Regions from separate parts of the Mus musculus genome. Here all the other regions are linked to region 2. Evidence: chromatin loops called from intact Hi-C (ENCODE). Cell type or tissue: left cerebral cortex. All regions are shown on one strand.

What was found. A loop is a pair of places that touch in the nucleus more often than their neighbours do. Peaks named below come from ENCODE experiments on the same cell type or tissue, not always from the same donor. Only the 100,000 strongest peaks of a DNase experiment are listed, where the experiment ranks them.
Region 1: it touches region 2 in a loop (5-fold over the local background); 11 of 42 quality-filtered maps call a loop at or near these places.
Region 3: it touches region 2 in a loop (2.8-fold over the local background); 11 of 42 quality-filtered maps call a loop at or near these places.

The regions. Positions count from the first base shown.
Region 1 is chr11:23,567,111-23,575,110 of GRCm38, forward strand. 0610010F05Rik (RIKEN cDNA 0610010F05 gene) reads right to left here. Exons shown (of 22, transcript NM_027860.3): 22 at 6,141-8,000. Among named protein-coding and RNA genes, the nearest start is that of 1700093K21Rik, 52 kb to the left of the region's middle. In left cerebral cortex, no CTCF peak of the experiment used is centred here; DNase peaks (open chromatin) are centred at 3,227 and 7,610.
Region 2 is chr11:22,986,302-22,994,301 of GRCm38, forward strand. It overlaps Cct4 (chaperonin containing Tcp1, subunit 4 (delta)), which reads left to right and starts at 4,292. Exons shown (of 14, transcript NM_009837.1): 1 at 4,292-4,579; 2 at 6,966-7,018; 3 at 7,997-8,000. The coding sequence starts at 4,453. In left cerebral cortex, a CTCF peak has its summit at 1,197 (motif pointing right); DNase peaks (open chromatin) are centred at 1,195 and 4,272; H3K4me3 peaks cover 2,073 bases; H3K27ac peaks cover 1,225 bases.
Region 3 is chr11:23,060,594-23,068,593 of GRCm38, forward strand. Gm12059 (a long non-coding RNA gene) reads left to right here and starts at 4,471. Exons shown (of 2, transcript XR_872307.2): 1 at 4,471-7,824. In left cerebral cortex, no CTCF peak of the experiment used is centred here; DNase peaks (open chromatin) are centred at 3,431, 4,258, 7,280 and 7,773; H3K4me3 peaks cover 1,603 bases; H3K27ac peaks cover 1,257 bases.

The DNA.
Region 1 (8,000 bases), 580 kb after region 2:
AACTGCAATCCTCCTGCCTGAATGCTGATTACATGTATGTGCTATATGTCCAGCTTTCAAGTCTAGAAGACTTTACAGAGCACTGGCTGAGCTTGCCTCCATGTTCTCCTGCATGATACAACCAGGAGGTCCTTGCTAGACCTCATGAAGTCATCTTGGATCTTGGCTGCTAGTACTAAGAGAACTGTCCTTCTGATCTTTAGAAAAAGCTCATGGTATTGCCACGAGCATACAAATGGATTAGGAATGGGAAGAAGAGCCCATGGCACACGCCTTTGATCCCAGCAATTGGGAGGCAGAGGCAGGTGGATCTTGGTGAGTTCTGAGGTCGTCTGGTCTACAAAGCAAATTTCAGGACAGCCAGGGCTACAGAGAGAAATCCTGTCTAGAAAAACAAAAGAAAACATAAGAATGGGAAGAGGAAACACAAATGATCAGTGCACATGTAACAGTAACTAAGCTCCCTAACAAAACAAAAATGTTGACACAACTTCACTATCTCTGGACTAATGGATATTGTAGTTTGTCAGCTCTTGCAGACATTAAGATCCTAAGGGTAGGATGGGAACACTATGAACTCAAGGCTGATAGTGACTTGTTTGGGTCCACTAAATGTGAATGCATATCATTTCTATGCAGAGAAATTCCTGGCCACACGTGAGCCTGTTAAGTCTCTTCCCTGCCTTATAAAATCAAGTGTCAGATGGAACCTCCATCAGCCAAGTCCCTTTATGAACAAAGAACAACTTCTGAACCAAGCCACAGGGATTTGGGGCTATCACTACAACAGCACTGTCCTGACTGAAGTAGCTGTCAGTGGCCAAGCAGAACACAGAGTTCCCATGCTGGAACAATTCTGGAGGTAAACTTAACAGATTGAAAATGGACATGTCCATCAACCGATATACACACAAAAGCAATGTTCAGGGGATACTGATGGAACATCAGAGGAGAAATACTGGAATGGTAAGGGGGAAAAATTGAAGATAGGTGTGGTGACACATGTCTGTAATCCCAGCATTTCAGAGCCTGAGGCAGGAGGATTATTAGTTCAACCTGGGTTATGTGGCAAGCTTGAGGCCAGCCTAAGCCACATAGAAAGACACTGCATAGGAAGAATAAAACCAAAAAACAAGCTTGAAATATAATGTCAACATTTACTGACGGGGATCAGATAAATGTATTTTAGGAGATTTATAAACTAGAATACTGTTGAATAGCTATAAATCAGTTTCAAATATACCTGATCAAAATATATTACTCTAAAAGATATTATTTAGGATCTAAAACCTATGTAAGGATATGTACATCAGGAGGTCATTACATGAAGTTTATACGCTTCACTATGTGTGGGTGTAAAATATGGGCATAATGACATCCACCGGCATGGTGACTATATAATTCAATGGAATGTTCACTTCTGCGAAAGGAAGGTGAAGTACAGTGTTATCTGTGAGACAATGGGGCTGTGTGGAGTGTTTTATTCCTAATGACATGTCTAACACTGTGCTGTTGGGCACTATAGTGGGCACCTGTATGCTATCCTGCCCTGTCTAGCTATCCTGCCCCATCCCTGTTGATAGACTGCTATACGTCTACCCCATATTTGCCCACCTTGGCAGGAAGAATGAGGAGGTAAGTTGGGTAGTCTCATGGCTCAGTGTGCAGTTTAGCAAACTAGGTTATCTGAAACTTACTCTTATACATTATAGACTGCGGCTTTCCTAAGTCAATAAAAATATTTGCTGAAAGGAGACATATTTAATTTTTTGGTTGCCTTGATCTGTCTGCTTATTTTGACTCGTTTGGAGCACTTAAACATGTCTATCCTTTAGGGTATCAGGACAATTAGAGTCCAAGTACTTCTAGAGCCTTGGAAAATAAAACATATGCAAATCCACAGGTCTCATAATGGGCAATTCCGGCTTTTGGAGGCATAAAATGTAAAATTAATCTTGTAAGTAGCCTCCCATGTTTGGCTTCTTTTCCTCCTAGACTTTTCTGTGTTAGCACTTTTTGTCTCAGTGCCTCTTTCTTCTCACAGTACTCTGCCTCTCACAGAGAGTGCACCCATGTGCACTTATGCAAAGCTGACCCTGAAGACTGAGATATGTGCACAACCTAACCCACAATCTCTCATGGTGAAGCTCTGTGGTCAGAGTCTATGCTTTCCTGACTCCTTTATGTGCCTGACCACATTAGTAGGGAAGGGTTAGTGCTGGCCATTTAAAGATCACCATGTCTACTTTCTAATTCACTTACACAAGAGTCACGTGGGGGACCTTTAATACACCATTGCCTCCCCCGCCCCCAGCTCCAGAGCCACTCCAGAGGAGTATAACACTTACTTATCAGACAAAATAGAGCATTAAAACAAACAAACAAACAAACAAACAAAGTCTAATATTGACAAGGTAGTCAGCTTCTTTCCCTAAGTGTACAATTCCACACATTATCAATGCCTGTGGCTAAAGCGATACACACAAAGATTTCTTTCACACATTTATTCCTGATGTAAAAAAATTCTTAGTGAAGAGTTAATTTTGTTAATTTTTTAACTGAGAGAATATATTCATCTTAGGTAAGAACAGCATTTCAAATAACTTCAAAATAACTAACATTCAAACTGCCATGTTTCAGATGGTTCTTACATGTACGGAACAATTCCAACACAGCCGCAGACTGCTAACCCATGTGAATGTCTCGGGTACACAACAATTCAGAGAACAGAGAGGAAGGCAGATTAAGGGGGAGGTAAAAGTCAGGATGGCCTTGAACAAAAGCACCATAGTCCAGGTGGGCAAACAGCATGATCCAACACCAAATCTTCCAGGCAGAGTGCCTTTTCTGAGTGCTTACTATGTGTTTGGCAGTATACTCAAGTGTGCTACATGTAGTTATTGATGGTTAGTAAGTGTCCCCAAGGAAGCTGGCAGAATCATTTTGTGTGTGTCATTGCCCTTAGACAAGCTTCCATCTATGGGCCTGTTTATCCACAAAAAAGGTTAGAATACTGCCTTGTGCATGGAGGTGAAGCATGTGTGCATGCACACGCACGTGCATGCGCACACACCCATATTCCTTTTCTCTGTTATTTTCCAAGACAACTTGCTGAATGCATGTGTTGACAGGGTCTACTCTGAGTACTATCCCGCCCCACACTGCTCTGGTAAGTGGCTCTGAGCGGGGTTCCTGTGGGTGATGAGTCATCTTTCTCAGGGCTTTGTGTCTGAGCACTGTCATCACAAGTAGGCATTTGTAAATGCACTGAAGTACTGGTGTTTGTGGAACTTCTTAGATGCGCTGAGTTTTCAGCTGCTTTGCCCCTTTCATGTTTCTTCTCCCACATTCATGACGTGCACCCACTTGAGATCAATGAGAACATCTCTGAGACTCTGCTCATTCTTCATATTCTCTATGTACTACTATTTTAACTATGAATGTATTATAATGTGTTTGTTGCACACGTGTGCAAATGAGGTTCTATCCATACTGTTTTTCAAGACAAAGTCTCTCACTGGAAGGTTAGATTGACTGGTTATTGTACCACAGGAATCTGCCTTTCTCTGCCTCCCCAGTTGCTGAGATTACAAGCACAAGACATCATACATGGTTTTTTAACACGGATTCTGGGGATTAGACTCTGGTCGTTTTTCTTGTGCACCAAACATCTACTGAGCCATCTCCCAAATCCTATAATGTTATTTTCATACAGAAAAAGCAGAGGAAAAGGTAGATGAAATATAAGGATGGAAAATGATTGCATGAGACTCAACACTGGTGGGTCAGCAAAGATGGTGGAGTGGGTTAAGTGCAATAGGACCCTTGGCACACACAGAAAGGTCTGAGTATGGCTCTGTGAGAATGGCTGTGTGACTGTGGCTGTGTGAGTGTGGCTATGTGACTGTGTGAGTATGGCTGTTTGAGTATGGCTGTATGTGTGAGTGTGTCTGTGTAGGTATGTCTGTCTGTGTGAGTATAGCTGTGTGAGTATGGCTGTGTGAACATGGCTGTGTGAACATGGCTATAAGAGTATGAATATGTCTGTGTGAGTGTGTCTGTGTGGGTGTGTCTGTCGGTGTGAGTGTGGCTGTGTGAGTATGACTGTGTGTGCGCCTATAACCCTAATGCTGGTGCTTTCTAGCCATCAACCTGGCAGAAAAACGGGAAGCTCCAGGTGGATGAGAGACTCCATCTTGAAGGAACAAGATGGAGAATGGCTGAAGAGGGAAACTACAGAAATAATCACTGGTGAGATAGAAGACACCTGCAATCTCACTGTAGCCAACAGAATGCTACAGTGCCTGCCACTGTCCAAGCACTGCAGTGTCATGTGCCAGTGAGAGGTCACGGAGACATGATGGTGCTTATTTAAAATGCCACTCACTTGCAGTTGAAGCTGAGTAGGTTTCAACCGAGTGCCCTTGGTGTCAGCTCACAATGAACTGGACTGGTGTATCTCCCTGTAAGTGAGAGTCAGATCGGTTTTGAGAACTCACCGTGAGGTGAGGAGAATGTAGCAGATACAAATGACCTTGCTCCTGCCATGCTGGGACTATACAGGCCTCAGAGAGACAGCCTGCAGTTGAACTCCAGGGAAACAGAGCTTGGTGTCATCCTCTAATCATTTGATGGCTTGGGACACCTAAGGTGGTCAAGAAAACTGGGTCTGTTTGTAATGAGACATGCAAACCAACAAGTAAGCACTGTATCAGAGCCATGTCAGATACCTACACAAACAGCCTATGATGAGTCAGGACTGATTTTATATTGGGCAGTAGAAAGGATCCTATGATGAGAAAGTAACTTCTAACCCAAAATGTGGTTTATATGAAAGAGCCTTGTGGATAGTGGGACAGCTGGACAGTGGGACAGTGGAAACACATTCCTCTAGGCTGTGAGACTGGGTTTATCCTGGGGTAGCAGGTGGATTAGAGTAAAGCAGTGTGGTAGTTTGTGAACACTGAAGTATGAATACAAGCCACTCATATGTTAAGTCACCAGAGCTGCTCTGTAACAGATGATACAAAGTAGGAATGACAGCCAGGGGAGTCAGAGCATTTGTAGCACTTCTGTAAAAGCTATGACGGGTAGGCATAGTGAGATGGAGAGAAACAGACTCAGGTGATCCTTCCAGGGCCCAAACACATACACACTGTCACAGGAAACACAAACTGTCACAGGAAACACATACACACTGTCACAGGAAACACAAACTGTCACAGGAAACACATACACACTGTCACAGGAAACACAAACTGTCACAGGAAACACATACACACTGTCACAGGAAACACAAACTGTCACAGGAAACACATACACACTGTCACAGGAAAACATTCAGTAACACTGTAAAAGCACAAAGAAAGAGACTACTGAGGACTGCAGGGGCAGGTACAGGGACCAGTGCAATGGAGCACTGTAATGGAGCAACTGGGCTCAACTCTGAATACACTCTGACAAACAGAATTTAGCCAAGAGCAGTATAGAATTACTGAATGGAAACTAAGAGTAAATATTTAGGGGAAGAGGATTCTGGCTAAAGTGATGGAATCAGATTTTTGTTGTGGACAAGCCAGGTGGTCAGACATCACCTGCAGAACAAGAACAAGGACCCTGATCCTCCAGAAGATGATAACCAGACAGTGGGCACTGTGGGAGGTAGGCAGGCAGAAGGTCTAGGGGATGGTTCTGACAAAACAGCTAAGTAATGATCTCTCTCTCTCTCTCTCTCTCTCTCTCTCTCTCTCTCTCTCTCCCTCCCTCCCTCCCTCCCTCCTTCTCTCTCTCTCTGTAATTCAAATTATAGGAAGAGGTACAATAGACTTTCACCTTACAAAATTTGAAGCTACCTTCCAAACAAATAATAACATATGCAACAATACATGATATTTATGGATAAATTACTATAAGCCAGAAAGTACTGTATTAATTATCTACACCTACTAATTTATTCACTCCCAATAATTCTATAACATTATTCCAGAATTCATTTCCCATACAGACCAGCTGTGAGGTAGATTGCGAATGCTAGCCCATTAGAATTGGACTGGCTAGGTAACCCAGTGCCTCTGGCCTGGGAGTTACTCAAGGATACCAAGAGGTTGGCTGAAGAATCACTGCCAAGTTTGGAGACAAAAGCCTTTTAAATGTTTATTTAAGTTTGCCATCAGCAAAAAATATGACAGTTCCAGCCTCAGGTAGCAGAGCAATGAAACACCTCAGAGCTCCTGCCTGAGCGCTGCAGAGAAAGGTAGAAAGGTAGCACATATGTGCTGGGCACCTGTGCAGCTTCCCTGTGGCATTTCCACTCATACGGTGCTAGCGGGGATCAAAGCCAGGCTACTGTGCACCCGAGGCAAGTGTACTATTATTGAGCTATACGCCTGGTGTGCTGCAGGACTACTATTGAGCTATACTATACGCCTGTTCGCTGTAGTATTTCAACCCTTAAATGATTTGCTAAATGTTCTGAGGCGGGGTCTTGAATGGAGGATTTTCCTACTTCAGTTTCCAGAGTGATGGGGTGTGCTGCCACACTCAAATAATCTTAAAACCTAAGGTTTTCACCAATTTTCACAGCTAATTTTCCAGGGAATTATGTAGAATACAGAGCACTCCAGTCTCCTCAGACAGCAGAACAAGTCAGATCAAGGGACTTTCTCCACAATTTTTGTCATTGCCATTTATTTCAATAAGTTTGAGCTCAGAATTAATGTAAGGAAAACCTTAACGTACTTGGCAGAAGAAATGCCTGTCCATGTATCACAGACAGATATAAAATACAAAGCACATTCTGTAGAGAATCAGATTTTACTCGAGTCTGTTAACATCAATCAGTAAAGCAGCCCCCTCTGGGGAGAAGCAATGAGCACTTCTACCATCTGTGAAAATCAAAAGAGCATATTCCCTTCTAATTACAATGATCATAGATTGCTTACACATATAAATCCAAATCCTTCTATCAGAGAATCCAGGAGCCAACTATAAGGCTGGTACTCGTGGGATTTACATATCACATACAAAGAAATACTTTCTTGAAAATAAATATGATATAAGCTATTTCCAAAGTATCAGATAACTGAAAGGCATTTGTACACCAGAATAAAATTTCCAAATAGATATTAAAAGCATAATTACCAAATAATTAAGAGCTTCATATAGCAACTAAAAGATACTAAAAATTATAATTTCTTTTTGTGTAAACTAGGTGTAAGACATGAATTTTTCTTTTACAATTGCTGTTCCCTTACATCATCAAGATTTATTATCTGAATAATTTGAAGACATCAATCACAAAGCAGAGAAAAACTAAACATAGAAACAGTGTGCATCTCACGGTTCTCAGAGACCTATAAACAATTTCCAAACACATAACTTAGTACATGCTTACAGTCTGGAACAAAATTTCCCTGAGTATGCTATCTACCTTGTTAGAAAAAAATTAAAACATGATCTATAAAACAGTTTTATGTGAATATCTGAAGTTCCCAGCCGTCTCCTCTACCTGGGAACTTTAAGACCTCTCTTCGTACCTAGCAATCATGCTGTGAGGGAGCTCAAGCAGACTTAGAGAATGGATGGGTCTGACCGTGCCACAGAACTGAAATGACTCACCACTCAGAGTGCCACTAGCTTCATCCAGAAGCGAGGCAAGGATTGGATTTTAGGCTCAAATGATTTACAGATAAGCATGAAAAACTGAAAGAAACAGAAGTTCAATAACATTGTACCTCCCACGTAATACTACTGAAAAAGATCAACCCTTCTTGACCAGCATGGTATTGAAATAACCTCACCTTGAAATTCTATTAATACAGCTTCGAGATCTGTCACTCCTTAATATCCATGCAAACTAAATTTAACATCACTGGACAGTTCATCATACACAATTCATTTCTCAATGCTATGCCTAAGATTCAACAGCCCCAAAACATACAACGATCAGTGCCCATGCATAGTAACACTACCAGTCATTCTGTTAATTTCTTAGGGTCATA
Region 2 (8,000 bases):
ACCAAGCACAAACGTGATACACATACATGCATCCAGGCAAACACCCACTTAAATACATAAGTCTTAAAATGTGTGTAAAATTGGGTTAAATTTAGGCTCCAATAACTCACAAATGGGTTTTTCACCTTCATAAATGTTCCCTGCACGGCAGAATGTGTTATATTCTTGACCTCTGTTTTTTGTTTGTTTGTTTGTTTGTTTGTTTTTTCTTTCTTTCTTTCTTTTCCCGAGACAGGGTTTCTCTGTATAGCCCTGGCTGTCTTGGAACTCACTCTGTAGACCAGGCTGGCCTCAAACTCAGAAATTCGCCTACCTCTGCCTCCCAAGTGCTAGAATTAAAGGCGTGCGCCGCCACTGCCCAGCTTGACCTCTGTTTAACCTTGGCTATTCCTACCCCTGTATTAAGGGGGACAACTAAACTGATCCTTTCAAGAAAGTACCAACCTAAAGAAAACCATTGGTCTAGACTATTTTAATTAGTGTTTACCTATGTATGGTTTGCTTGTATTTAAAAGAAAAATTTTGAGGTATACCTTTCCAAAGAAGTGATTTTCTAAAAGGCATCTTCAAAAATGTTTTGTGGATCCAAGAAAAACAACGTTAAAGACAAACTATACTTTTGTGTTAAATGTGCCTACAGAGTGCAAAGAGGCAAGGAGTGGTGGGGCACCCAGGAGGCAGATACAAGGCCAACCTGTTCTCCATAGTAGTTCCAAGAAAGCCAGAGCTATATAGAGAACCCCTGTCTTAAACAAAACAAACAAGCAAACAAACAAACAAAAAAACGAGGTTGCAAAGAATGGATGGAAGGGAGAAGGTGGCAGGTGGAACAAAATGCCACCACTAAGTAGATAACTTGTAAATTTCCTACCTGGAAGGCCGTGACCAAATTATTTCTTGTTGTCATGCAACACATAAAAAAGCTATTTTGTAGTTTTTAATTTCTTAAATTTTTGTTACAGCCACTGGATGTAGGTGCTGGAAATTGAACCCAGGTGCTCTCCAGCCAGGCCCCATTTCTTAGCTTTAGAGGGAGTACTCACTGAGACATATTTTTGCTGATAGAATTTTGGCACCTGCTCTTTCTTAATTGCTTTAAATTCACTTGTACCACTGGACAGAGAACCTTGCCAGCCCGGCCTACCTCAATTCCAAATCACTAGGTTGATCAATAAAAGAAATTCATTCTTCTGCCACCAGGGGTTGCTATTGCCATAGCTGCAACTGCAGGTTGGCTCCAGTTGCAGTTTAGAATGCTTTTCAAACAAAAGGCTCAAAATACAGTTATCTTTTATTAAATTTCAAATCACAGGTTTTATAGCTAACAAACCTGGGCAAACACTAAGAGAATATTCTAATGCAGCAACAAGGAAAAGACCCAGAAGATCAGCCCCAAGGGAAACCGACATCTAACAAGCAGTTCTCCTTCCTTCCACACAGGTTTCCCACTAATCACGGCCAAATAGCCAGCAAATGGTTCCAGGCAGGAAGTAATAGTTTTTATAAACATTAAAATGTAAACTGGGCCATGTGGTGGTGGCACACACCCAGCAATTTCTTTTTTTTTTTTTTTTTTTTTTTTTAGTGTTTTGCCTACATGTATACATGTGTACCGTATATCGACAGTGCCTATGGATGTCAGAAGAAGGTGTTGGATTCTTTGGAGCTGGGTTACAGATGGCTGTGATCCATCTATGTGGGTGCTGGGAACCAAACTTGGGTCCTTTGTAAGAGCAACAAGTGTTCTAAACTGTGTTCTAAAGTGTTCTCCTTTCCAGCCCCCAGTTTGATTGTTTTTAACCCTTGAGTGTGGGAGGAGCAGGGGTATAAAAGGCATGCGCCACTAACTGCCCAGCTTTGGATAGAATTTTCCAACAAAGAGAGATAAATAGAATATATAAATTTAAGTCTTACATGACATAGAAGGCTTCAGGAGGAAATGAACCAAAAAAAAAAAAAAAAAGTTTGAGCCAGAAATCATATGTTGATGAGAAAAATACTAGCCAGGCGTGGTGGCACACGCCTTTAATCCCAGCACTCGGGAGGCAGAGGCAGGCAGATTTCTGAGTTTGAGGCCAGCCTGGTCTACAAAGTGAGTTCCAGGACAGCCAAGGCCTATACAGAGAAACCTGTCTTGAAGAGAGAGAGAGAGAGAGAGAGAGAGAGAGAGAGATACTAAAGTGTCTTATGACAAAGGGGCTTGAGCTAACTACCCCACCCCCTTTGGTAAGACCATAGATGGTTTAAGGTCGTGTTTTGCCGCGAAAGCAGTTCAGCTTACCTTACAAGAAACAAAAGCAGGTGTTGAATCGTGAAAGCCCCCAGCCAGTTATTTTTAGCATGCCTCTTAATTTTTCTGTCCCCTGATTTCTTCTCTTCTGTGCCTAAGTCTGAATGGGTAACCACTTCAGGGAATGTCAGCAACAGAGGGGCCATGGAGGAAATGTCAACAAAGACAAGAAAGCAAACTATACAGACAGTCCACCCAAGCTGTTCAGCCATGGAACCATAGATAAATCCAACTATTACAGAAAAAAAAAAAAGAATTCCCTGCGACGTCAGTGCATGAGGTTCTGCCCTGGGTGGGCAGTGAATTCAGCTCCCCAGCACGACAGACAGCAGAGATTGGCTTGCACCTCTTTCATCCCTTTCCCCGGGGAGAAGCATGTCTTCCTGCAGGCACAGTGAAGGTCTCTTTCAGATCGCTGTTTTGTCTCCTGCTTTTAAGAGCAGGAGAAGTCAGAGTACTTGCGTTAGTTATTTCTCTGTTGCTGTGATAAAACTCCATGACCATGCCGGGTGGTGGTCTCACCAGCCTTTAGTCCAAACTTTTTGGGAGGCAGAGGCAGGAGGATCACTGGGAGTTTGAGGTCTACAGAGAGTTAGTTTCAGGACAGTCAAAGCTACACAGTGAAACCTTATAACAAAAACAAACAAACAAACAAAAAACACACCACAACCACAAGGAAGGCAATTTATAGAGGGAAGAGTTTTGAGGGGTTTTATGGTTCTAGGACTTCATGATCACTGGGAAGCACAGCAGGGAAGCTTCACAACAGGTAGGCATGGAGAAGGGAGAGCTCACATCTCATATTGTGAAGAGGAAGCAGAGCACAAACTGGCTGGTAGCTTTTGAAACAAACTCAGCCTCCAGTGATATACTTACTCCAGCAAGGCTACACCTCCTAAGCTTCTCCAATCAGAGCTACCCACTGGGGACCAAGTATTTGAATGTCTAAAACTAGGGGAGACATCTCAAATCACCACAGTACCAGTACCTGTTCTCTTCATATAAGTCAGCTGTCTCAACAACCATAGAATATTTGTGTGCTTCGAGGGAGGGGTAAACTGGTCTTTGAAAAAGACGTGTCCCCCAAGGGGAGGCTTGAAAAGTTCATCTTAGTCTTAATAGAGTGAATGAATGTAAATGCTTCTCATAATTACAGGACTAAGTCCATGAAACAATTGTTCGTTAACCTACCGCAGGCATCTGGCACCTTATGGCTCTCAATTATTAACTGTGAACTACCACTGAATGAGTATTACCTATATAAACTCTGGTGGTCAATGATCATGATTATAGAAACCTTGGAAGTTTACCTAAGGACAGAGTCCTGGCTCTGTACTGGCTTCCACTGCCTTACTGGTTGACCTTGGGCTTTAGCTTCATCATCCTTTAAGTCTAGACGATGACACCTATTTCATGGGATTATGAGGATTAGTGTGGGGGTGGGGTGGGGGGGGTAAAGAGTGTAAAGATTTCACACTTTGCTCAGCAGATAACTATTAATCAGTTATTAGAATGTTTATGTTCCCTAAGAGTCAGTGGTTATGTTTATGGAAGAGGTCTTAACTAGAAGGCAGACTGGATTTGATAGGCAGTCACCGCCCCACAACTATTACGATTCTGTGCCGTCTAACTAGTGTATTTAAATCCCTAGGCAGTCAAAATATATACAAAAGGGAGGAAACTATTCATGGCACATCTCTCCTCCAACACCTTTACAAAGTGAATAAACTAGGAATAGAATTTGGAATTTAGACATGGATGTCCGTAAAAGGCCGGTTGCACCACACCCACTCCGGAACAAAGCCAGAGCTGTCACAGCTTCCTCAACAGCACTAGCAGAAGCTAAAGGCTCGGGTCCATCTAGAACGGCCACAGCCACGCCTATAAAACCTCCCGCTCCATCTCAGGCACAGGGAGGGGTGGACAGTCCGTAGCCACATCTCCGCGCGCAAGCTGCGCAGCCGGCGTGCGGCAGACAGCCCCTGACGTCACACCCGCGCCGGCTCTCCAGCAGGCCCCTTGCTCGGCTTCCGCCTTCTCTCCCGGCGTCGCTTTCTGGAAGGTTCGTGGAGGAGGCGGTCAGGGAGACCGTTACTCCACAGCAAGCCGGAATCCGTGTCCATCCGTCCTCCTGAACCCGCGCAGACGCCACCAAGGTCGCCATGCCGGAGAACGTAGCTTCCCGAAGCGGGGCGCCCACCGCCGGGCCCGGCAGCCGCGGGAAAAGCGCCTACCAGGACCGCGACAAGCCAGCCCAGATCCGCTTCAGCAATATTTCCGCGGCCAAAGGTATCACCCGGTCGCCGGCCCGCCTCCGGCGGAACGGCCCAGCCTCGCTGTGACCTTGGCCCTGGGTGGGTTGTGTTCCTTCAAGGTGGTCTCGTTTGCAGCTTTCTGCTAAGCACTCGGAGCGTGGAGGCCTCGGACACGCCCCATTGTGGGACGCCGAGCTCCTTAGTTCGTCTCCTGCAGGCATGGGCGGTGTTGGTCACATTGGCGCAGACAGCCGTTTAAAATACTGAAAGCAATGATCCTTGAGATCTGACTCTTAAGAACTAAAGCTTGGCTGTTTATCAAACCTAGTGGTAGACGACACAGTATTTTGAGCTTTCAAATAAAATTCATTTTACTTTTTCAACATTTTCAAAAAAAGTTCATTTAACTTATGAACGTTCTTTGGCTCCGTAGTACTAATCGGATAGTCACTATAAATTCCCTTAAACTGGCAGGTGGGCGACATAGGGTTGTAAAAGCACGTGGTGAAAACCAGACAGGCCGAGTTTTATTCTCAGTATGTGCTATTTGACGCGTCTGACGTCTAAAGCAACAAAGCCTTAAGAGATACTGCCAGGGTTTATTTGGGTTGGAGACAAAGATGCATGATTTGGGAAGTGGACGGGGTGTTGTTTTATCTTCTGAAGGTCCTAGGATCCAAGAAACTCTTGACTTCGCAGTGCAGCTGTAAGTTGGGTGAGGTGACAGTTGATTTGCAGGGTTGCTGGGAGGATTAAATGTGAAAGTGTATGAAGTAAACCTGACAAGTACTGCAGTCACCAGTCCAGGTGACTGGAATGTGTTGGTGCTGTGAGGTGTGTGCGCAGGATGGGCCTTAAGGAGTTGGAGACGCCAAGCTGACCAGGTGCTCCATGTGAGAGTCTTTTGGAAGTTTGGAGTGAATACCTGACACCTGGAAGTTTATTGAGTTCATTAATTACGTTTGTGGTAGTGGAGTCATTGGGATGTTGAAAGATGAATTCTAGAGTCAGATGAGTGACCAAGAGAGTGTACACTCTATTAAGAAATGAGTTTACTTCAGGCAACCATCTTAGCTAGGGTTTCTATTATTGTGAAAACACAGGTTATGTGGATTTAGTTATTAATTTATGTATATGGGTGTTTTGTCTGTATGTATATTTGTACACCAGAAGGCATTGGATCCCATAGAACTGTGTTTATATGTGGTTGTGGGTGCTGGGAGTTGATCTCAGGGCCTCTGGAAGAGCAGCCATCTTTTATCCATCTGCTGAGCCATCCCTTCAGCCCCTCAACCTGCTTTCTTATGAACCCAGGACCACTAGCCCGGGGATGGACCCACCCACAAAGGATTGAGCCCTTCCCCCTCAATCTCTAGTCAAGAACATTCCCTATAGACTTGCCTACAACTCCGTTTTAACTGACTTTTTCTTAATTTGAGGAGTTACCGCCTCTGAGATCACTTTGGCTTGGGTCAAGTTCACATAAACTGTCCAGAACAGTTACTTTTCAAAGGAAGGGTGCACAAAAATTAAAAAGGACAGAAGGAGCCATGCACGTAGGCAGGATTGGTTACCCAAATTGCCTGTAAAGCTATCTAGTTACTAAAGGAGCAAAGGGCAAACTAGTTTTTCCAAGTCAAAACAGAATTCTAGAAAGTGAGAAAGGTTTCTTCCAGATACAATTTGAGTTGAGTTCATTTTGCAATTATCCATCCCTCTCAAATAAAGACAATATTACTTGCTAATGGTGAGGGAGATTTCACAGACAGAAAATACTGGTGGTTTTGTGTAAATCATTTTACAGTCATTAGCTTGTGTTCTAGAGATGGAGAGTCTAAAATACCATAATTTTTTAGTAGTGAATATCTTGAAACGGGTCCACAGAAATCATCTGAAACTTTGATGATAACATTAGACCAAAGTTAGGACATACGTAAAATATTGTTATACAAGGTATTTTCTGTTAAATTATTTATTCTTTGCCAAATATGGCCAAAAGCATATAGTAGTTAAGGGATACAGAAGAAATTTTAGCCTATGGGTCCCACATATGTTTTCTCAGCGGATTATGGTTTTGTTGGGGAGAGAAAAGGCTAATGGATGAATTGTGTACTACATTAGGGTGTTCAGCTGTTTCACTGATGCTTGTACTGTTATGGAATAGAGGAAATAAAACTAAGAACTTAAGACTACATTGTGCCATTTTGATTCTCACAGGAGTATTGAAAATTTGTTCTACATAGACATAGCACGTGAAGTATTCTAGTGTCTATTAGGGTTATTATTAGGCATGAAGTTGTAGGAGGCACAATAAGCTACTATATACCATATCCTAATAAGGACAAGTTTAAAACAAAACACTTTGCTTTTTTTTTAAGTCTTGATTTAATATGTGACTTTCTGTTTTTCTATTTTAACAGCGGTTGCTGATGCTATTAGAACAAGCCTTGGACCTAAAGGAATGGACAAAATGGTAAAATAAAAAAGTTAAATCGTTCATTACTTATTGAGAACTTCTGTTTACATTCTAAGGTCTAATGAAAGGTGGTGCTATTTGGGGGTTGGCAAATAGTTCTGTGCTAAAACTGGTAAATCTTGCCTAGGTGGAACAAGGCCCTGCTACCCCTCTTCCCCCTTGAGTCCCTCCAAAAATCTTAACATTCATCAAAAGGAGAGATTAGTTAGTATTTAACTATATTTTAATACCCTTTGGGTTGATTTTTTTTTTTTTTTTTTTTTGAGTCAGTAAAAAAATTAACTGAGACTGTCTCTTGATCCCCTGCTTCTGCTTGATGGGCTGGGATCACAGACTTGCGCTACCATGTTTGCTTGGCTGTTCATTTCTTTTGAAACATGAGCTTAATCTTTCTGCCTCAGCCTCTGGGATGCTAGGATTACAAGTGTGAGCCGCTGTGCCCAGTTCAACTTTTCAAACATTTTTTCTTAATTGACTGGCAGCATAAAACAGATATAATCTAATAATTTTTGGATTGATATGTCCTCAAATTAAGAGCTAGTTAGCAACCAAAAATGTGACAAACCAATATGGCTAGCCAAGGGATGTGGGGCATCTGAACTAAGGCCTCCATGCTTGAACTTTACTGAATGATTTCCCTCTAGACTCCTTTACATACCCTGGGCGGGGGCTAGAGAGAGGGGCACATACTGCTCTTACAGAGAGCCCAGGCTGTGCCGCCATTACTAGATGCAGAGGATCTGACACACACACACACACCATCTCTGAGCGCTGTCCTCAAATATATACACATACACACATGTAAGAGAGCAGCCCGGGCAGAGCCCGTTGATCTGAATGTTCTTACATTGTTTTACTAAGGAAAGGTATTTTGAGTTAAGCAATATACATATATAAACTAACTTGTATGTAATAGTAAATGGAATAGAACTAGTAGAATATTGCATTAAAGTTTTAAAAAACAAAACTTTCCAGATTC
Region 3 (8,000 bases), 74 kb after region 2:
ACTTCACATGACAAGAGTAAAAGATTGTCTGATTAAGCAAGCAGATTAGAACTAATCTCTAAATACATACAACTTAGTTCTAGAACTCTGTAACTAGATAGCTGCTACATAGCTGGAATACACCACAAATGTACAATGTCCACCACAAAATTCAACTAACATAGCACTAGAAATATTCAGCACTTAAAAAGCTGAAGTCCTGGATGAAGTTAGATAACTTTGTAGCCCCAAATAAGAAAATAGAAATTTTAGGGCTGGGCATGTAGTTAGAGGCAAAGCACCTATCCAGGGTGTGTAAGGCCTTGTAGTCACCTCTAATACCACCCTTCTTCCACACGAAGAAATAAAGTACAGAAAAATTCTATTAAGAGTAAACTGTCTTAGCTATTGTAAAGTATGTTCATTGACATTTGTGCTAATAGATGTTTATTGATGATCACAAGCAAATCAATATTTAGTGCCTAATACTTCCCTTTACTATTCTAATATAACCTGTGAGATATGAGAATAGGCTTGCACAAAGCCATACTCTGTGCCCACACAGTGATGCTCACAGTACCATTTACTATTACTTTGTTTTATTTGGTCACTATGCTGAAGAATGGCAGTAAATCATTTAGTCAAAGCAATTTAAGATACTCCTCTCTGAGACTATGTCTTTACGCATTGCACTGTAGACTACTGACTCATAATTGGTCTGTCTCTTTGTGTCTCCTACAAATTCCCATTATTATGGTTGCTTTTGTTTTTTTGTTTTCAAGACAGGGTTTCTCTTTGTAGTCTTGGCTGTTCTGGAATTCAATCTGTAGAACAGTTTGGCCTCAAACTCAAGGACTCTACCTGCCTCTGCCTCTTGGGTGCTGGGATTAAAGGCATGTGCCACTACTGCTTTGCTATTATTATAGTTGGTTTTAAAGTCAATTTGCCACAGGTTACAAGTTACACATCTGAGTAGGGAGCCTCACCTGAAGGATTATCCTAATTGATAAGGTAAGGGTATTTCAGAAGGATGTTTACTCTTACCTGTTTCCAGTTTAGCCTCTCTCTTGCCACAAGTTATTATGTCCTGTTGTTGTGAGTGCTGCTGACTCTTTGCTGACAGTAGAGCCAGTATTCCCAAGCTTTCATTGTGGAATAGAGAACAGTGCCTATCCAAGGACCATCCAAACTCCTGGCACCAGATTGGAATTACTGAGGCTGACTTTATGGACTAAGAAACCATCAGTCATTCCATCCCCTCCCCTCCCCCAATGAGAGACAGCTATTCTGGGACTACTCTGACTTTTGAAGCTTGTGTTGTAGCATGAATGAGGAACGAATCTGTGGTTTTAAGTCCCTTGGATTTGGCAGGCATTTCTTACTACAGAATCAGCATCCTCTACTGATGGATGCCTTACTATAATCCTGCCCTCAGTAACTCAGGTCAAGAACAGTAGGGTGTGTGTGGGGGGGGCGGGGGGCAGAGGGGGGCGGGAGGGAATAGCAGAGAGAGGCCAGTATGCAGCTCATTCCTCTTTTCTCAGTATTTGGGAGACTGAAGTGGAAGGACCCTGACTTCAAGACCAGCCTGGGCATTATAGCATAACCTGGACTTAAAATTAAAGAAAAAAAAAAGATACTAGACACAGTTTAATCAGCACAGAAACTCAAAGATTTTCCTGTTGTCTTAAAACACCTAGATACATTCTAAAAGATGTTCTGGGGTAGAGAAATGTATCAACAGTTAAAAATACTTGTACAAATGAGAAAAGTACTCTGAAGGGGCACTTGTTTCTTCCCCCAACACTAAATAACTTAAAATTTGGACATAACAAGTCGCTAGTTATAAAATCAGAAACTTGAGCATGAAATAAATGCTTAGACCTAGTTAGCATTATAAATGCTTACATCTAGATTTCTTTTGTTGGTTTGTTAGATTTCTTTGACAGGGTCTTGCTATGTAGCCTTGGCTGCCTGGAGCTTGCATATAAAGCTGGCTATCTTTAACTTTGGGGAGACCCTCCTCTCCCTGTCTCCTGAGCCCGTACACTTGGTGAAACAATGGGACTCTTTCTGATTGTGGAAAGTTAAACAGGAAAATGTAATTGCTAGTGAGAGAACTAAGGGAAAAGGCCCCACAGAGAAGTCAAGATCAGGAAGGTCTTGTGGTAAAGGTGGGGTAACACCACTGTTTCCCAATTTTGTGGCTGAGGATTTAAAATAATCTGGTTTTAGAGATGAATCCTCTGACTTTTTTTCTCCATGAGACATGGCAGTGATTTGATTCCTGTCCTAGGATTTATGTCAGAACATTACCTCTCTTTCTGACTCATGTTTGGGAAAACCGGGACAAGTCTCCAATGCTAATACATGTGGTAATCTCCACCTGTCTTGGGAGGTAGGGTCTGTTCAAAATTGCCTCACTGATGACTGAATACCAAACCAGAAAGTTATTTTTTTCCTACTAGATACATCTATAAAGAACATGTATTAGGCATTGTAAGATTAACAATAATAAAATACAGCAAGTTCAACTCTATATCGCCCTACAAAAGGTATGTGAATATGATTTCTCCTCTGCAAGTGCTAACCAGGCCCAACCTGCCTTAGATTCTGAGACCAGACAAGATCAGTGCATTCGGAGTAGTATAGCCATAATCTGGTCTCTAAACAATAATGTACTGCATTGTACTCAGCTTTCTGGTGACGTGAGGTGACACAAGGTCAATGTGAAGAGATCAAATGAGGTGAATGACTAAGCATTTGTCAGGAACTGTGGCAACCGATTTGTAGTTCAAGGTGACAGCAAAACTAGCACAGATCCATTTCCTTCTTCACAATTTGTTTTCCGACCTAGACTGGAACTTGCTATATAAGGAAGGGTGGCCTTGAACTCTCCGTGCTCCTGCCTCCACTTGACAAGCACTGTGATGTCGCATGAGCCACCATGACTAGTTTTCTTTAAAATTTCTGTTAAGAATTTGTAGATCTTAGTTACTTTAGCACTCGGCATTTTTTCCTCTCCTTATGGGGTCAGTTCAAGGAAGCACTTCATGACTTCTCTTTGGCATATTCAAATTGTCAGAATCACTACTCACAAATGCTCCGGCCACTGCTAAACATGAGCACTGTGACACCCTGACAGTTCATCTGATAACCAAGACTGGGGCAAACCTAAGAAGCCCTCATTTCACTTGCTCTCAGTGGGCTTTAAGTCAGATGTGAGGCACACAGCACACTCATGTCATTCCAGCACTCAGGAGGCAGAGCCAAGGGGACTGCAAGTTTCAGGATACATAGTGAATCCTTGTCTCAAAAAAAAAAAAAAATCACTAATTTTAAGATGGCAAACATTGTAGCTTCAGTAATTGGAAGCTGGGAGGTAGGCAAATGGCCTAGTTGAGTAACACAGCTAACTGACTAAGGGAGAGCAGCATCTGTATCGTGGAATTGCTGCATTAAGGGATGAGTCACAGCCTGTGAAGGATGGGGCAGAAGGCAGGAGACTGTCACTGATGTGTTTATGAAAAGATAAAGAAAGAGGAGATATGTTCTACGGGGTGTAAGTGAAGTGTGGGGGAAGGGGATGTCTCAGCAGGCCCATGCCAAGGCATCCCTTCCCCCTGAGAAACCAGCCAAACAACGGTATAGTATAGAATAGAGTTTATTCAGGGCATGGGGAGGGGAGTTAAGAGGGTAGTAGAGGCAGAGAAAGGCAGAGAAAGAGAGTAGAGAAGTAGAGGCCAGGCATGAACACATGGAGAGACCAGGAAGGTAAAGGGGAAGGGAAGAGCCCAAGAGGGCAAGAGAGCAAAGAGGGGGCAAGCAGCCCCTTTTATAGTGGGTCAGGCCTACCTGGCTGTTGCCAGGTTACCGTGGGGAGGAGCATACCCAGCTGTTGCTAGGTAACTGTGGGTTGGAGCTTAGACTGAATGCTAATAGTCAGCCGGGTGTGGTGGCCACACACCTTTAATCCCAGCACTTGGGAGGCAGAGGAGGGTGGATTTCTGAGTTCGAGGCCAGCATGGTCTACAAAGTGAATTCCAGGACAGCCAGGGCTACACAGAGAAACCCTGACTCAAAAAAAAAAAAAAAAAAAAAAAAAAAAGGAATACTAATAGTCATGCTATGCAGAATGATGCATAATTTACAACTTATGAATCACTTATTTCTGGAACTTTCAAATTAACACTTCAGAGTGCTGGTGAGTGTGGGAAATGAAGCCACAGACAGTGAAGTGTAGATGAGAGCGACTATTGCAGCCTAGAGAACATCTCCTCCTTCCAGAAAAGGGCAGAGTCACTCTGGAAGCAATTTAGAGATCTTTAGGCTGCTGCTGCTTCTATGAGGGACAAGGAGGCTTTCCTCTGGTTTCTAGAAGGCAGGGCCTACAGAGAGAGGTGAGGCCTATGTAGAGGCCTGCATAAACTGATTATGTAGGCAGTTTACTACTTTGAAGACAGTAAGAATGGATGAATTCGGGAGCCAGGCCATTTTGTTAGAATAGTAAAAATGTCACCTTGAGGTATGAAATCAGAGGCCCTTTTATAGAGAGGCTCTTCTCTAGCTGAGGTTACTGAGTGCTGCTAAGAACAGTCAATAGGAGAAAGTCAGTACTCACCAGTCAGTATAGACTTTCCTTTGATCAGGTTTTGTTTAAAAACCCAGGCCCTCTCATTTAACTTCCCCACCAAATACATACCTTCTTTCTCACAGAACTGGGGTGACTTGAACCAGTTCTAGCCAGACTGTACAGACTTCTAATCAGCTCCCTGATCTTCTCTCAGTCCCCTCCCACTGAGGTGGTAGCTCCACTCTGTGAGCCTTTCTGCAGTTGCTTTACCCCCACTTCCCTCTGAAGTCCTGGGAAATCAACATGTGGCCTTGCACATGGAGATTTTATTTTGATATAGGATCTAAGTTGCCCAACTGGTCTTGAGTTTGTCATCCCTTTGCCTCAACCCCCAGGACAGTTTGGGAACACAGGCCAATACCACCATACCTCAATGCTTTACTCTGACAGCCCTCTTCCGCTCCACTTAGATCCTGTCTTTTTTTTTTTTCCAGTAAGACTGCATTAACACTGTTGTCTTCGGGCTTGATAGCTTTTGTATTTCCTCAATTTAAACAGTGTTCACAGAAAACAAACCTATTTAAGTGTTCTTGCGTTGAACCAAAATCCCCTTTGAGGTGTGTTTGTTTTTTAAATTGAGAATTTGAGCTGGTGAGATGGCTCAGCAAGTGTTTGCCACCAAGCTTCACAAAATGGCCAGAGTCCAATCTCCAGAATACACATGGTGGAAGGACAGAACCAACTTCTGAAAGCTGTCCTCTGATGTACACACAAATATATGTGCATAAACACGAATGTTACACAACTATTTTAAAAATCAATGATATAACTATAGACTATTTAATGTGAAAAAAATGTTCATAATATATTTTCCCCCAAAATCTTTGGTTTTCCTGATTGAAATGAAAAAATATATTTTAGGGCTTTGTTTTGTTTTTTGCAAAAAGTAACAAACATATGGTCATTTGATGGTAATCCAACTCATAAGCAAGTAATCCCCTCAGAATCCTGACCTCCAAACAGGCTGGCTTCTGCTTCTCTATCAAATGTACTGTTTACTGACTCCATAATCATTACCATGAGGGAGAACACATGTTAGCACTACGATATTAACAGGCATTAACTCTGGGCAGAGGAATTCATGGCTTCTCTTTTTCCAGTGTGTTCTCATGTTTCTGTGTGTATGCAGGGGTGGGTGACAGAGGACAAATTTCAGGAGATGCTGCTCTCATTCCACCATGTGGAACCTGGAGCCTGAACTGAGGTAGTCAGGCTCACTGCCATGCCCTCTTCCCACCAGCAACCTCACACACCACTTTCTAACATTTCTAACTAAACACACTAGTTTAATTTTCGAACAATTTTAGGAAAAAACTCATAATCGAAAAAAATAACTGTGTGTGTGAGAGCACATGCCTGTAACTGCCCTGGAACTAGTCTCACAGCGGTTGTGAGCTGCCCTTCATGGATGCTGGGCATCAAAGTGGCTCTCTGTAAGAGCAAGAAATACTCCTAACCACTGAATCATCTTCCCACCCACAAAAAAATCCTCATAATTAGAAATTTAAGGTCTCATACTTAAAATACACATTAGTTAGTCCAACTTGATTTTGCGAATTTTCATTTAAAAAACCCTCAAGATGTAGTTAAAGGTCCTGATGTTTACAAGTAAAACCTCTTAAAATTCTGTTCTTGCTAATGGGTAAATATCATTTAAGTATAATGTTTCTATCAGTTACATAATTTATGTTAAGCCAGGCAAGGATATATGCCATAATTAATAAACGGGCATCCTTCTGATTTTTTTCCTTTGCCCATTATTTAACTGGTTGGTTTGAAAATGTCTGACTTGGTAGTCCTATGTGGCTTCCAGGCCTTCCAAAGTTTTTCGCCCCCCAAACTTCATGATTCTTGTCTGCTCTGTGAAATTATATATAGTTTTATGTCAAACTTACCACTCAATCCCTATGGAGTTTTTTAGTCAAGACAATGCATTTACATTGCTTTACTTCAATTTTTTTCTGCTAGGGACTAAACACTGAGCCTGTAAACATGACTATAGACAACTGTCACTTAGCTGACTCTCCTGAGCTGCAGACTACACCTTACATTCTACATTCACAGTCCATGTTCCCAAACTTCAGCCAGGCGTGGCGGCACAAGGCGGGAATTCTGCTCTGAGAAGCCGAGAAAACTAAGCTCCAGGCCAACCTGGGTTACAGAGTAAACCCAGTTTCTAAAACAAATCTCCTATCAGCTCTTCTACTCAAATGTCCTGCTAATGCCTCAAAACCAAAATCCATTCGTTTCAACACACATCATTCCAAATTGGTTATCAACCTTCATCCCAAACAGGTTTGTTCTATTTGGTTTTCCAATAGAGTGATTGGCCGAGGTGTCTCCATACTCAGCGTCTGGGTCTGGAGGATGGCCGTTTTGTCCCGATGCTCCTCACTCTTCCTCAAGGGCTAGCCTGAGCCTTCTTTCTGCAGAACCTGGCCTCGTCTCCCTCCACCTCCCATCCTAGGGCTCTGAGGAAAGCCTCGCTTGCCCCTGGGTCCTACCAACCAGGAGCACGAACGCGCCTTGCGAACTCGCGTCAGCACTGCCCTAGACCTTCAGTCAGGGTACAGATCACCTCGCCCACTAGCGCTGAGCGCACCGGGCTGGACCGCCTCTGCACACGCGCACAGCGGCAGGGCCGCTCTAGGCACGCAGCGCGGTCCTGTCTCGTTGGTACCGGCGCTGACGGCGCCCGCCCTGTACGCTGGAGCGGGAGGCTGTCCTGCGTGCTGTTCCCACGCTCTTCTCCACACCTCCGCAATAAAGGCGCGGGCGGCGCGCACTCCAGCGGGAAGAGGGATCGCACTTCCTCAGAAGGCTAGAGGTCCCTCCCTCAGCCGTCACGGCTCCCCCCCATCCCCCGTGGCCCTTAATCCCCTGGTGCGGGGGCTTGTTTCTAAGGCGCTGAGCCCTTCACCTTTCCGGAGCCCGGCATGGTGCTGGCAACGCCTCTCTCATCGCCTCGTTTTAAAAATAATGCGTTAAAAAAATTCAGTTTGCTATGCGAACAGCATTCCAACAGTACACAATTATATCCGAAATAGTTAAGCAATAAAAGAAAAAAAAAATGACGGGCGTTGTTGAGGCAGGAGGATTACTGCGAATTCTACTCCACCTTGGGCTACATACCGAGATTGTGTCAAAAACCACGGAGTGGGGGAAATTAAGTGAAGTAATCGTCTACGTTGGGAACCAAAGGTATAGTCAAGGTCAGCTTGAGACATGCCTGGGCTACCTAAGGTGGCTCTGCCCACCAGAGTGGGACACAAAACCCACAAGGATGAGGGTATTGTCATACTGCTATGTAAATGTAGAGTTTTCAAATATGCACAAAGGGGTTTTTGGTACCTGTTTTTCCAGGTCTTAGATACATTTTAAGTGGTCG